Regions from separate parts of the Homo sapiens genome. Here region 1 is linked to region 2. A link is an interaction called in ENCODE POLR2A ChIA-PET data of the cell type or tissue named here. Cell type or tissue: HepG2. All regions are shown on one strand. Links, peaks and the distances in the headings refer to the core of each region. The heading gives the core; the rest is flanking DNA. Region 1 has its middle 20 kb from the start of MIR3141. Region 2 has its middle 41 kb from the start of MIR1303.

Evidence for each region. Peaks named below come from ENCODE experiments on the same cell type or tissue, not always from the same donor. Only the 100,000 strongest peaks of a DNase experiment are listed, where the experiment ranks them.
Region 1: POLR2A ChIA-PET joins it to region 2 with 8 read pairs; 3 of 35 experiments call an interaction of 5 or more read pairs at or near these places.

The regions. Positions count from the first base shown.
Region 1 is chr5:154,572,718-154,579,567 of GRCh38, forward strand. No RefSeq gene overlaps it. Among named protein-coding and RNA genes, the nearest start is that of MIR3141, 20 kb to the right of the region's middle. In HepG2, for the core only: a CTCF peak has its summit at 3,308 (motif pointing left); no DNase peak of the experiment used is centred there; H3K27me3 peaks cover 1,353 bases.
Region 2 is chr5:154,641,580-154,648,429 of GRCh38, forward strand. No RefSeq gene overlaps it. Among named protein-coding and RNA genes, the nearest start is that of MIR1303, 41 kb to the right of the region's middle. RefSeq lists enhancers at 5,626-6,288, 5,950-6,059. In HepG2, for the core only: no CTCF peak of the experiment used is centred there; a DNase peak (open chromatin) is centred at 3,322.

The DNA of each region.
Region 1 (6,850 bases), core at 2,849-5,348, 68 kb before region 2:
TTGAAGAGAGAATAATTTTGCAGGATATGAGTCTACCTTTTGCATTGCCTTGTGTGAATTTGACCTTTCTTCCATCTCCAGGACAGAACATCTCACACTAAACTACGCTACCTTTAGGTGAGCCAGGTGGTATCAGTCAAGACTGGCTTTCTGGAAAAGGCACCTGGACCAGGTTTCACATCATGGGAGGCCTAAGCTACGGTATCTCTACTTAAAGTTTCTTACTGTCCAGAGAGAGTAGTCCACACCCCTCTCCAGGGGCCTGGGGGTCCAGTCAGCAGGCTGCCTGGAGCCAGGGCACACTCTCTCCCCAAAAGATGACCCACCAGCATGTTTGCCTAATGTGGCCACTTTGGAAACATTGTTTGTTCTTATCCTGCTAAAAACAGCTTCAAAGTGACTCCTGTCTAAACTGTGCCACGATCGATTATCAAATCCCTGACCTGATCGAAACCACAGGGGGACACAGTCATTTGCTTTAATGCAATTAAAGCAAAATATAATCATGTATCCAGGCCAGGGACAAGGGCAGGGCTCTTTAGAAGGTGGGAGGAGAAACCAGCTCTGGATAATTTCTTCTCAGCTCCAAGGTAGCGAGCTTAGACTTCTCCTGCCTCCGTCTCCAAGGCAGCCTTGGGCTTTGCTGCAGAGCCACCAGGTGAGGGTGTCCTGGGCGAAGGGGGAGCTGGGAGAAAGCAGTTTTGGAGTGAGATGTGGAGGAGGGTGGGGATTTGCAGAGCACAGCCAGGAGGAAAGAAGAAAAATGAAAAAGAGGAAGAAATGGTCAGGCGCGGTGGCTCACACCTGTAATCCCAACACTGTGGGAGGCCAAGGTGGGTGGATCACCTGACATCAGGAGTTTGAGACCAGCCTGGCCAGCATGGCGAAACCCCATCTCTACTGAAAATACAAAAATTAGCCGGGTGTGGTGGCACGTGCCTGTAATCCCAGCTACTCAGGAGGCTGAGGCAGGAGAATCACTTGAACCTGGGAGCCAGAGGTTGCAGTGGGCCAAGATCGCACCACTGCACTCCAGCCTGGGCAACAGAGTGAGACTCTGTCTCAAAATAAATAAATAAATAAATAATGTGGGGAGGAAGAAAAAGATCACAGAAAGAGGAGGAAATGGACATAGCCAGCTTGATAATTTTCAGAATCTCTAACAAATCCCCAGCCTCAGGGAGGTTGAGGCTGGCAGGTCTTCCTGAAGGATGGCAGCCTCCCCAGCAGCAGGTGAGGTTGATCCAGCAGGACTTCCATGAGGAGGCACCAGGAAAATGTGTCTTCCCTTCTCAGAGAGCCACATGAGGGAAAAGATCAGGGCGAGGGCTTGCCTTTCCGTCTCCCGGCTTCGGCCCAGCATCCCCGGGCTCTGCAAAGGAGTCAAGTGTCTTCACACCACGCACCTGCCTCTCCCTCAGGGGCAGGCAGGGCTGGCAGGCTTCAAGGGACCCCCTCAGTGCTCACTGCACAGGCTGTCCGGGGGCTCCACACTCTCTGTACCGGTTCTTATGACTGCTGTGACAAAGTACCCCAGACTGGAAGGCTTAAACCACAGTTCTCACCGTTCTGGAGGATAAAAATCTGAGGCCAATATGTTGGCAATGTTGGTTCCTTCTGAGGGCTGTGAGAAAAGGATCTGTTGAGGCCTCTCTCGTCAGCTTGTAGGCTGCTTCTCCCTGTGTTTCCTGATTTCCCCTCATCTTCCTGGGTCTCGACATCATCTTCCCTCTATGCATATCTCTGTGTCCAAACTTCCCCTTCTTATAAGGACTCCAGTCGTACTGGATTGAGGCCCACACTGAGGACCTCATTTTAACTTGATTAGCTCTATGAAGACCCTAGCTCCAAATAAAGGCACATTCTGAGGCACTGGACTGAATAGTGTGTCCCCCCTCAAATTCAGATGTTGAACTTTACCCCTCATTTTAATGGGATGAGAAAATGGGGCCTTTGGGGGGCGATTAGGTCAAGAGGGTAGAGCACTCCTGGATGGGGTTAGTGCCCCCACATAAGAGACCCCGGGGAGTTCCTCCAGCCCTTCCACCATGAGAGGACGCAGCAAGATGGTCGTCCATGAACCAGAAGCGGACCTCACCAGACCCTGAATCTGCCAGTGCCTTAATGTGGACCTCTCAGCTTCCAGAACTTGGAGAAACAAAAGTCTGTAGTTTCAGCCACCCAGTCTATGCCATCCTGAACAGACTAAGGCAGGGCTTCAACATATTAATTTGGTGCGGTGGCGGGCGACACCATTCAGCATATCACACTGTCTGTGGGGAGCTCCCCACTGCTGCCTTGGGGAGGGGAGGAGAGACAACAGTCCTTGGCAATGCTCAGCACTCCCTAGCTCCAAGCCTTGAACAAACCATTTCACTTTCAAGGGCCTTGGCTTGCTCATGTGTGAAATGGACATGGTAGCAACACCAACGCTGGCTGGAGAAGAACGCAATAACACCATGTTTCCGTCCCTTTTACGTTTACTCGGATATCAGAGCTGGAAAGCATCCTTGGAACTCCTGTGCGCTCTCCCTTGCCAAATTTAGGATCCCCCAAAACGGAGAACTGCTTTCCACCTCAGAAGGTCCAGCTCTGACAGCCTTTCTTTCTCCTTCATCTCCTTCTCCTCCTTCTCTTCCTTCTCCTTTTTCTTTCTTCCTTCTTCTCTTTCTTGTTCCTGTTTTATTGATTCCCAAAACTATCATTATTTGTCATTATTGGCTACTGCTTATTAAAGACACTGTACAGACATTGTGCCAAATGCTTTACAATCTTTATCTCATTTTATCCTCACAATAACCTTACAGGATAGGAACTACTAATATTCCCATTTTATAGATGAATAAACTGATGCTCAGAGAGTTTGGGGGAGGCCCAGAGAACAGAGCCAGGAGGCTAATGAGGAAAACTGCAGAAGGCAGACCACAACTCCAAGGAAGAAAGGTCTTCCTCCCAGGCTGCCTGGGGAGGGAGGAAGACGCCCACTCCAGGATGAAAGCAGAGGCTGGATGACGAGATAGCAGAAGTTAAAGAGGAGCTTTTGCACAGAGCTCAGGGGAGGCACTGAACTTGGCAACTTCTCAAATCCCTTTCACCTCCAGACTCCAAGGGTCTCGACCTCAAAGCCCCAGCTGAGGAGAGACTCGCAGGAAAAGAAAGAGACTCTTGCAAACCCTCCCAAGTCAAACCGCCTGGTCGTCTCTCCTAGAGGCACAGCACATAGCAGGTACTAAATAAATATTAAATAAACAAATACATATGTCAATCCACTGCAGTCACAAAAATCTCTGCTATTGCTGTGAGAGCACCATCTGCTGGGAGTGGGCTAAGTTTCTCACCTAGAATATCTCGTTTCATTTCCTCTTCTCCCAAGCCCTTACCGGGTAGGTGCTATTCTTATCCCCGTTTTACAGCTGAGAAAGCTGAGACCCAGTCTGCCTGACTCCAAAGCTCTTAACCACTGTGCTAGCAGATATCAAGCCCCGCCCACAGATTCAATTAACCATTCCAGCAGTCTTGGGTCTCCAGAAACAGCCAGCATACAGTGGGTGTTTAATAATACTTAATGAATCATTGAATTGATCCATGCATCAAACCTAGCCTACTGAGGTAGACATATAACCCAACAAACAACGAAATCTCTGGTTCCATAAGAGTCCCCTAACCCAGTGCCTGGCACACAGTAGGCACTCAATAAATATTTGTGGAAAGAATGGCGCACTGGCCCCTAATGTAAGCTCCTCTGCACATAAATTTCAGCTCCAGGCACTTTGAAGTTCCCCCAGGGGACAGCTGCTTTTCCTGTTATCGATGCCCCCCCAGCCCCTCCTGGCCCCCTGGGCCCATCCAGGCCAGGGACCTGGGGCCGCCACAGCCAGGAGATAAGAATGATGGATGGCCAGCCTCCTGGCTCCACAGAAGCCTGGGGTTTCCTGGGAGCGGGAGACAGTCTAGTGATTCCAAAGCCCCTCGGAATTCGAGAGGAGAGAGCTCAAGGAGGGGGTGGAGGCAGCGGCAGAGGCATCCCTATCTCCTCAGAGATGCTGGACCCGACAGGAGGTTTCAGCACCCCCCCGGCTGCCTTGATCTCCTTCCATGTTGACAAGGCTTCCTTTCAGCATGTGCTGAACACCAGGACCCATCACTGGAGCTTCCAGTGGGAGAGGGGAAGATGGCACCCCCTCTCCCCTCCTCTCCTTTCCTCCTCCCAACTGCCAGAATCTGGAAGCAGGGCAGGCTTCCTTCCCAGTTTGTAATTCAGGCCCTGTCATTAATTGAGCCCTTGGCAAATTAAAAAGTCACAATATCTGAGCCTCAGTTTCCCCATTTGCAAAATAAGCACTGGGGGAGGTGTTCCCTTCCAGCTCTGCTGAGGCAGGATTCTAAGTAGCTAAGGAGGAAACCTGCTGTGTGGCTGAAAGTAGTGGCTGCTGCCTAGATGGGGAGGCCAGGCTTGCTCTTGGACTCAGGCAATAATAAACATGGGTTTGTTTAATTTAAAATCTCTGATCCCCAAACTGAGATGCTTCCTAACTTTGGGTAGAACCTGACCATGTTAGATTTTGAAGGACTCCAAGAAATTGAAACCTATTATTTTTGTCCTTCCCTTCTCTCTGGACCTAAGTTTATTTTAAATTTTTAAAAAAATTATTTTAACTGCCAACAATACTTGAATGTGTCTTCCTTATTTTAAAAAAAAAACATGCTGATGAAGTTAAAATGCTCTAGACAAGTCTCATCCTAATCTATTCCCCTCTCTTTCCAAAGGTCACACCATCATTTGGGGATGTATCCCCAACACTTCCACAGCACCTCTTCATATGCCTGTCTACCCAGAGACTGACACACACAGACTTGTCCTGTAGGAAATGGGATTTTATTAAAGGAGTCATCTCACACTGGGTGTGGCACCTTCCTTCCACCACTCACTCCTGGGGCCTGGAGACCCACCCATGCTGGGACACCGGGATCTGTCACCTTTCACCTACCTGGAATGCAGCTCAAGACAGGGTGGACCTGCCTTCCAGGTAAGCTCCAAGAGAGTGGAAACTTGGTCTATTTTGTTCACCACTGATTCCCAATGTCTAAAACAGGGCCTGGCAATAGTTACTCAATAACTACTGAATGAATGAATGAAGAGATGAATAAATGAATGATTCAATGCATTTAACCCACCCACTCCTGGTGGATATGTCAATTGCTTCTATTAATAACTTTTTGGGCCGAGCGTGGTGGCTCATGCCTATAATCCCAGCACTTTGGGAGGCAAAGGCGGGCAGATCACTTGAGGTCAGGAATTTGAAACCAGCCTGGCCAACATGGTGAAACCCCATCTTTACTGAAAATAAAAAAATTAGCTAGGCATGGTTGCACGTGCCTGTAATCCCAGCTACTCAGGAGGCTGAGACAGGAGAATCACTTGAACCCGGGAGACAGGGTTTGCAGTGAGCCAAGATCACGCCACTGCGCTCCAGCCTGGGCGACAGAGCAAGACTCCATCTCAAAAAATAATAATAATAATACCTTTTCACCAACACAAACACAAGTGTCCCTGAATATGCCTCTCTGTGTTCATTTTTGAGGAGCTATAACATGTGGGGGCTCCCCTAGGGCCCCAAAGGGCATTGTTTGAAATCCTCTGGTTAGGCCAAAGCCTTCATTTCACAGGTGAGCACAGGGAGACCAGGTTGGGCAAACATCTTGCCCCAAGGTCACCTAGCACATCAGGGACTGAATGAATGGAACTTTGGGGTTACTGTGAATTTCTCTTCCTTCACTCTCTTAGTGCTTACACTTTCTCTCTCCCACCACCCTACTCCACCCCAAAACTCCAGCCTATGTACCTCAGGAGGGGTGACTTTAGGGGCAGAAGTCTCATTCACTCACATAGAGAAGGAAGCTCCTACAGCATCAGGTGTCCAGGGTTTTAATCCCAGTGCCAAAGCATTTCTTTTCCTCCCTGAGCTTCCATTTCCCTAACCTGTAAAATTGGCCTAATGATGCTTGCCTAACTCTTGAAGTGAGGACAAGAAAGAGTTTGTAAAATGGAGAACAGGGATAAAAATCTAAGAGAGGGCTAGTTCAGTTTAAAATGTAGAATTTTGGCCGGGCATGGTGGCTCATGCCTGAAATCCCAGCACTTTGGGAGGCCGAGGCGGGTGGATCATCTGAGGTCAGTAGTTCAAGGCCAGCCTGGCCAACATGGCAAAACCCCATCTCTACAAAAAATAGAAAAATAAGCCAGGTGTGGTGGCACGCATCTGTAGTCCCAGCTAGTTGGGAGGCTGAGACACAAGAATCACTTGAACACAGGAGGCGGAGGTTGTAGTGACCCAAGATCGCAAGGCCCTGTAAAAAAAAAAAAAAAGGATTTTGAAAAAACAAATTTCAGGCTGGACACTGTGGCTCACGCCTGTAATCCCAGCGCTTTGGGAAGCCGAGGCAGGTGGATTGCTCGAGCCCAGATGGAGACCAGCCTAGGCAATATGGTGAAACCCTGTCTCTATCAAAAAACATAAAAATTAGGCAGGCGTGGTAGCCTGTGCCTGTAGTCCCAGCTACTCTGGAGGCTAACTAAGGTGAGAGGATAGCTTGAGCCTGAAGGGCAGGGCTGCAGTGAGCCATGATCATGCCACTGCACTCCAGTCTGGGCGAAAGAGCAAGACCCTGTCTCAAAACAAACCCAAAACAAAATTCAGGTTAAAAGATAAGGTATGTTTCTACCTTTATAAAAAGGAAAAAATGTGTGTGTATATATATACATAAACATACAATTATATACATAAAATTATATATAATTTACATAATTATATAATTTATATTTGAATGTTTGTATAAGTACAGAAAAAGT
Region 2 (6,850 bases), core at 1,830-4,329:
ACTTTGTCGCGGGGCCTGAGGCTGGCCCCTCTTCCCATTTCCCGATAATGGTTGCCCATTTTTATCAAATTTAGAATGACATTCCTTAGCCCAGTGTTTTCCTCTTTCACATTATGGACACAGGCCAGGTGGCTCTTTATTTTTACTCTGTTTATTTAAGACTGGGCAATTCTTTTTTAGATGACCAATTTGACCACAATTATAACATTTCCCCCCAAATGTTCTAACTTGTCCTCCTAAAGCAACCCCCGTAATTGCTTGAGCCAATAGCATTGCCTTATGCATAGCTCCTCCAATCCCATCACAAGCCTTCACATATTCTGTAATTACATCAACTCCTGCTGGAACATTTTCTCTTAATGGCTTTATGGCTGATTGACATTCTGGATTTGTATTTTGATAAGCCATTATTTCTACAACAACTTTTCAGGCGTTATCATCTGCAATAGATTTTTGAGCGGCATCTTGCAACCTTGCCACGAAGTCTGGATATGGCTCTTAGAGCCTTGTCTGATTGAACTAAAAGAATGGCAGGAGGTTCCTGGGTCCTGAATTTTTTTCCCAAGCCCTGAGGCAAATAGTCCTTAGTTGTTCAATAGCCTCATTCTGCATTACTGATTGTTGGTTAATAGTGCTCCAATTTGGACCTGTTCCTAGCAATTGGTCTGCATCTATATTAACAGCAGGATAAGTAGCCTGATTTTTCCTTACCTGTTCTTGTACTCCATCAATCCACCAGGTTTTAAACTGTAGAAACTGAGAGGGTGAAAGGGAAGACTTAGCCAAAATTTCCCAATCATAAGGAATAAGTCTATTTCCATGAGCAATGGAATCTAATAATGTTCTCATATAAGGAGAGTTGGGTCCATATTGTTTAACTCCTTCCTTCATATCTTTTAACATTTTCAGGGTGAAAGATTCATATCTAATCTCAGTTTGGACAGAGGCTCCTGCTTGACTCCCTTTCCCAGCCAGTATCGGTTGTAAAATTACCGGGTACTGCCATGCCTCAAGATCTCCCTGTTTTCTGGCTAATGGTTTTATGCAGTGTACTATCTTGTACACTAGCTGGTGCTGTAGGATCAAACGCCATCGCTGTGGGTTGCTGATATAGTGCCCTGCTATTTGGGACAGGACACCCCGCCTGAGATCTATACTGAACCTCTGGAAGCAGCTGATACTGAAATTTGACTGGCGGCCAGTATTGATAAACTACCAGTGGTTGGGTTTTATTTTCTACCAGCTGATATTGTGGATACTGTGTCTGGATTGGCATTGCCGGGATAGAGACTCTATCCTTTTCTACTTGATATTCTCTTGCAGTTTGTACTTGTCTAACCTGCATTTGAGGTTGTAATGTCACAGGCATCTGAACCGCAGGAGGAGGAGTTGATGGCCGTCGTGGTTTAAACTCTGATGACCCAAATAATTCTGGACCTCCTTCTGCCAATTTTGATGATTCAGGATATATTACCTCCTGTAATTGATTATAGTCAACAATTTTGCATTGACCGAGCCATTACAGACTCTGCTACATTTTTACAATGTGAACTTTCCATTCCTTTCTTGAACTCTGTTCCTGCCTCTTCTTCACAATCTATTACACAGCTCTCAGGGGCATCAGAAACTGAAACACTATCTTCTTCTATTTGAAACGGTTCTAAAGTTGCTTTAATAATGGCCCAGTCATTCCATACTGTAAGTGGGATGATTTTACCTTCCCTACTTGCTTGTTTTAATTCTTTGCCAATTTTTTCCCAATCTTTTAAATATAAAGTTCCCTGTTCTGGAAACCATGGGCAGAATTGTTCTATTGTTTGAAATAGCATAATTAGATTTTCTGTAGAAGCTTTAACTCCCCCTCTTCTTAAGATAATTTTAATGAAGCTGAGATAAGAGGCATATTTACTTTCAGCTTGCCCCATTGTTACCCTGGATTCCTCCGAGCACACAAGCTTACCGCAAGGTTGACCGTGGACATACTTGGGAATCTCTCATCAGCTGTTCTCAATGTTCACGTTCTTAGCATACCTTCACCCTAGAGAAAGGCCCCAGATTGGGCGCCAGATGAAGGGGTGGCCCGCCCCTCCACACCTGTGGGTATATCTCACCAGGTGGGACAAGAGACTGAGAAAAGAAATAAGACACAGAGGCAAAGTATAGAGAAACAACAGTGGGCCCAGGAGACCGACACTCAGCATACGGAGGGCCTGCACCAGCACTGGTCTTTGAGTTCCCTCAGTTTTTATTGATTATTATTTTCATTATTTTAGCCAAAGGAATGTGGTAGGAGAGCAGGGTGATAATAAGGAGAAGGTCAGCAAAAAAACATGTGAGCAAAAGAATCTATGTCATAATTAAGTTCAAGGAGAGGTACTATGCCTGGATGTGCACATAGGCCAGATTTATGTTTCTCTCTGCCCAAACATCTCAGTGGAGTAAAGAATAACAAGGCAGCATTGCTGCCAACATGTCTCGTCTCCCACCATAGGGTGGTTTTTCTCCCATCTCAGAATTGAACAAATGTACAATCAGGTTTTATACCGAGACATTCGGTTCCCAGGGGCAGGCAGGAGACAGTGGCCTTCCTCTATCTCAAGTGCAAGAGGCTTTCCTCTTTTACTAATCCACCTCAGCACAGACTTTTTACAGGTGTCGGGCTGGGGGACGGTCAGGTCTTTCTCATCCCACGAGGCCATATTTCAGACTATCACATGGGGAGAAACGTTGGACCATACCCAGCTTTTCAGGACAGAGGTCCCTGTGGCTTTTCACAGTGCATTGTGCCCCTGGTTTATTGAGACTAGAGAATGGCGATGACTTTTACCAAGCATAGTGCCTGTAAACATTTTGTTAACAAGGCACATCCTGCACAGCCCTAGATCCCTTAAACCTTGATTCCATACAACACATGTTTTTGTGAGCTCAAGGTTGGGGCAAAGTGGCTGGGGCAATGTTACAAATTAACAACATCTCAGCAAAGCAATTGTTTAAGGTACAGGTCAAAATAGAATCTCTTATGTTTTCCTTTTCTACATAGATACAGCAACAGTCTGATCTCTCTTTCTTTTCCCTAAAAGTAATGATTTTATATTGATTACATGTTAAAATGTAATATTTTTATATAGTAGATGAAATATCTTATTAAAATTACTTTCACTTGTTTGCTTTTATGATTCCTAATGTGGTTATTAGAATATTTAAAATTACATTTGTGATTGCCTTTATATTTCCCTTGGACAGTATTTTAGAGAATGCAGTGGTGAGAGGAACCAGCCTCCCTGAACTTGAGGTCATGGCCCTGTGACTTAGACCAGGCCTCTCATCCTCTCTGAACTTTGGTCGCTTTGTGTTAAAAAAAAAAAAAAAAAAAAAAAAAAACAGAGATAAATCTGCCCCTGTACATCCTCTCAGTGCTATTGTGAGAATCAAATCAAATAATGCACACAAAGCTGTTTTATAGGCTGTAAGAATAATTAAGAGCAACAATTGCGTATTTTTAGCTTTTGCTAGGAGCCAGGCTCAGTGCTAAGTGACTCCACGCATTTCTCTCACAGGCCCTATGAGGCAGGTACCAGTACTACTCCCATTTTGCACATGAGGAAACTGAGTCTGAAAGAGGCTGAGTGACCTGCCCCTTGGCCCACAGCCAGAATGTGGCACTGCCAGGATCCCAAATCAGGCTGACTGAGTCGAGTGCCCACATCCTCAACCCACAGCACACCAAAGGGAAAAAAAAAAACAAAAACCAACCTACCTACTGAGATTTGAAAAGCCAAACCCCAGGCAGGCCGCAGTGGCTCATGCCTGTAATCCTAGAACTTTGGGAGGCCAAGGCGGGCGGATCACCTGAGGTTGGGAGTTCGAGACCAGCCTGGACAACATGGTGAAACCCCGTCTCTACTAAAAATACAAAAAATTAGCCAGGCATGGTGGTGGTCACCTGTAGTCCCAGATACTCAGGAGGTTGAGGCAGGAGAATCACTTGAGCTGGGGAGGTGGAGGCTGCAGTGAGCTGAGATCACTGTCACTGCACTCCAGCCTGGGCAACAAGAGTGAAACTACAACTCAAAAAAAAAAGAAAGAAAAGAAAAGCCGGACCCCAACTCCCAATCGATCTCAGAATCACAGACATCTGCCCACAGTTTTGCAGGTACTGGAGTGCTCTGCTGAGGAGGGTCAGCTGTGGGTCCATCCACACTCCAGCTAATAAGCCTGGGCAGGCCTGTCAACCTCTCTAAGCTTCCTCTAAAGAGTTAAAGCACTCACCCTCTGCTGGTAATTAAATGAGATAATGCCTAGAAAAGTGTTAGCACAAACCGGGCATGGTGGCTCACGCCTGTAATCCCAGCACTTTGGGAGGCCGAGGCAGGTGGATCAACTGAGGTCAGAAGTTCAAGACCAGCCTGGTCAACATGGTGAAACCCCGTCTCTACTAAATACACAAAAATTAGCCGGGCATGGTGGCCGGCACCTGTAATCCCAGCTACTCAGGAGGCTGAGGCAGGAGAATCACTTGAACCTAGGAGGCAGAGGTTGCAGTGAGCAGAGATCGTGCCACTGCACTCCAGACTGGGCAACAAGAGCGAAACTTCGTTCCAAAAAAAAAAGAAAAGTGTTAGCACAATGCCTTGAACGCAAGAATAACAAATTTTGGGTTTTTTTTTTTTTTTTTTTTGAGATGGAGTTTCGCTCTTGTTTCCCAGGCTGGAGTGCAATGGCACGATCTCGGTTCACCAGAACCTCCGCCTCCTGGGTTGTAGCGATTCTCCTGCCTCAGCCTCCCAAGTAGCTGGGATTACAGGCATGCGCCACCACACCCAGCTAATTTTTGTATTTTTAGTAGAAACGGGGTTTCACCATGTTGGTCAGGCTGGTCTCAAACTCCCGATCTTAGATGATCTACCTGCCTGAGCCTGCCAAAGTGCTGGGATTACAGGTGTAAGCCACCACACCCGGCGGGAATAACAATTTTTAATTGTGGCCTTTCCTCCTTCCAACGTGACACCAAATACCAACTGTGTGGTTTGGACACCTTGCTCAATCTTTTGGTTCCTGGGTTTTTTTGTTTTTTGTTTGTTTGTTTTGTAAACAGGGATGAAGGTAGCTTCCGCCTCAGGATTTTGCATGTGGGTTATTTGAGAGTAGGATACTCCTAGATACAGTCAATACTGAACAAATTTGGTCATTTCGTACTCGTGATGTCCTTGGTCAAGGGCTCTCCTCTGGGCCGGTGGTGGTTGCAGAGAGAAGCCCCCGCCGCCGTCGCTCCTCGGGAAAGGAAGTCGCGGGTGAACAACCGAATATGCGATGAAAAGGGCAAAGTAAGAAAGCGCACAGCGGCCCCCGCCCCGTGGAGCGCTCCTTTGGTCCCAGGCGGGAGGCTTGCTGGAGCCCAGGAGCTGGAGGCTGCAGTGAGCCGTGTTCGCCCCACTGCACTCCAACCTGGGCGGCAGAAGAGCGAGACCTCGTCTCTAAAAAAACTCAAGAAACTAAAAAAAGAAAGCACATCTCTTCCAGCAGAAGGCTCCCGGAGGCCCGGGCTGAGGAGGAACTGGGAGAATGGGGCAGCAAAGAGAAAGGGAGAGCAGCTTTGCCTCTGAGGCGGCCTTGGCCATTTGCTGTAGGGCCTCGCTGCCTTCGCACTGGGGCCACCTGGGTGAAGTTTACCCTGGCTCCCGCCTGCTGCACCGTCACCTCCGGCCCCTCATTACGGAAATGAAGACCACTAAGGAGCATGAGCGTCGTAACCGCCCGCCTGGGGTTGACTTCTCTTGGGGTGATCAGCCACGTGACCCTAGCCACCCGCCTCCTTTACACTACGCCCCAGGATCCCCGGCGGCAGAGATAAAGAGCTGGACTTTAGACTCAGACGACCGCGCTCTTAAACCTTAGATGACCTCATCCCAGCCAGGTGATCTCGCAAGCTCCCGACGCTGTGCTCAGCTCCTGTCTCCTGCGCTTGGGTAAGCGCTTCTTAGCCCGGCCCCGCCAGGGTTACGCGGAGGATTGAATGGCACTCTTCCCACACTGTGCCTGGCGCGTCCAGGCTCGGTCACTTAAGGCTGCTTTCCTGAACCACCGCAGGTCCCTTTTCCCACAGCCGCTCGAGTCCCCGTCAGCAGCTTGCTTGCCCTCTCAGGACTTGTTTGCAGGGTGCTAAAATGGCACTGGGGCTGTGGTGGCTGGCAAAGCACCCTGCAAATATTAATCCCCTTTCCATCCCTAAAACTTTGAGACCCGCCATTTAGCCTTACGGGGCCCGGTTTCCTCCTCTAGAAGCTGAAGATAAGTGAGACACTTCCACATGAGGTTGTACATTTACTATTCATTCAGCCAGCCGTTTTTTTTTTTTGAAGTGCTGGGCACAGTGTGGTCTCAGGCAGGCCCTACCCATGTCCTCCTCTCTCTTTCCCCTGGCGGGTGTGCAGGCCCCTGGAGGTTCCCAGGGCTAGTCTAGGCACCAGAATGCTGCTCGGTGAGAAATCTCAGAGCAATGTGGAAGCTTCTAATAGAGCTGTATTTACTCAACCACAAGGGACTAGCCTTTATTCTGAAATTTCCTGTTTGTATCTAGTTGTTAAAATGTCCATTTCTTTTATGAAATGATGGTAACCAGGGCTGGGAGTTTTCTTTTTTCTTATTTATTTATTTTGAATTGAGACGAGGTTTCTCTATATTGCCCAGACTGGTCTCGAACTCCTGGGCTCAAGCAATCCCCCAGCCTCAGCCTCCCAAAGTGCTGGGATTACAGCCCTGGGCCACTGTGCCTGGCCGGGAGTTGATTTTCTAAATGTTCTTGGGTTACCGGGTGCAGTGGATCAGCCTGGCTCAGTGGCTCACGCCCCAG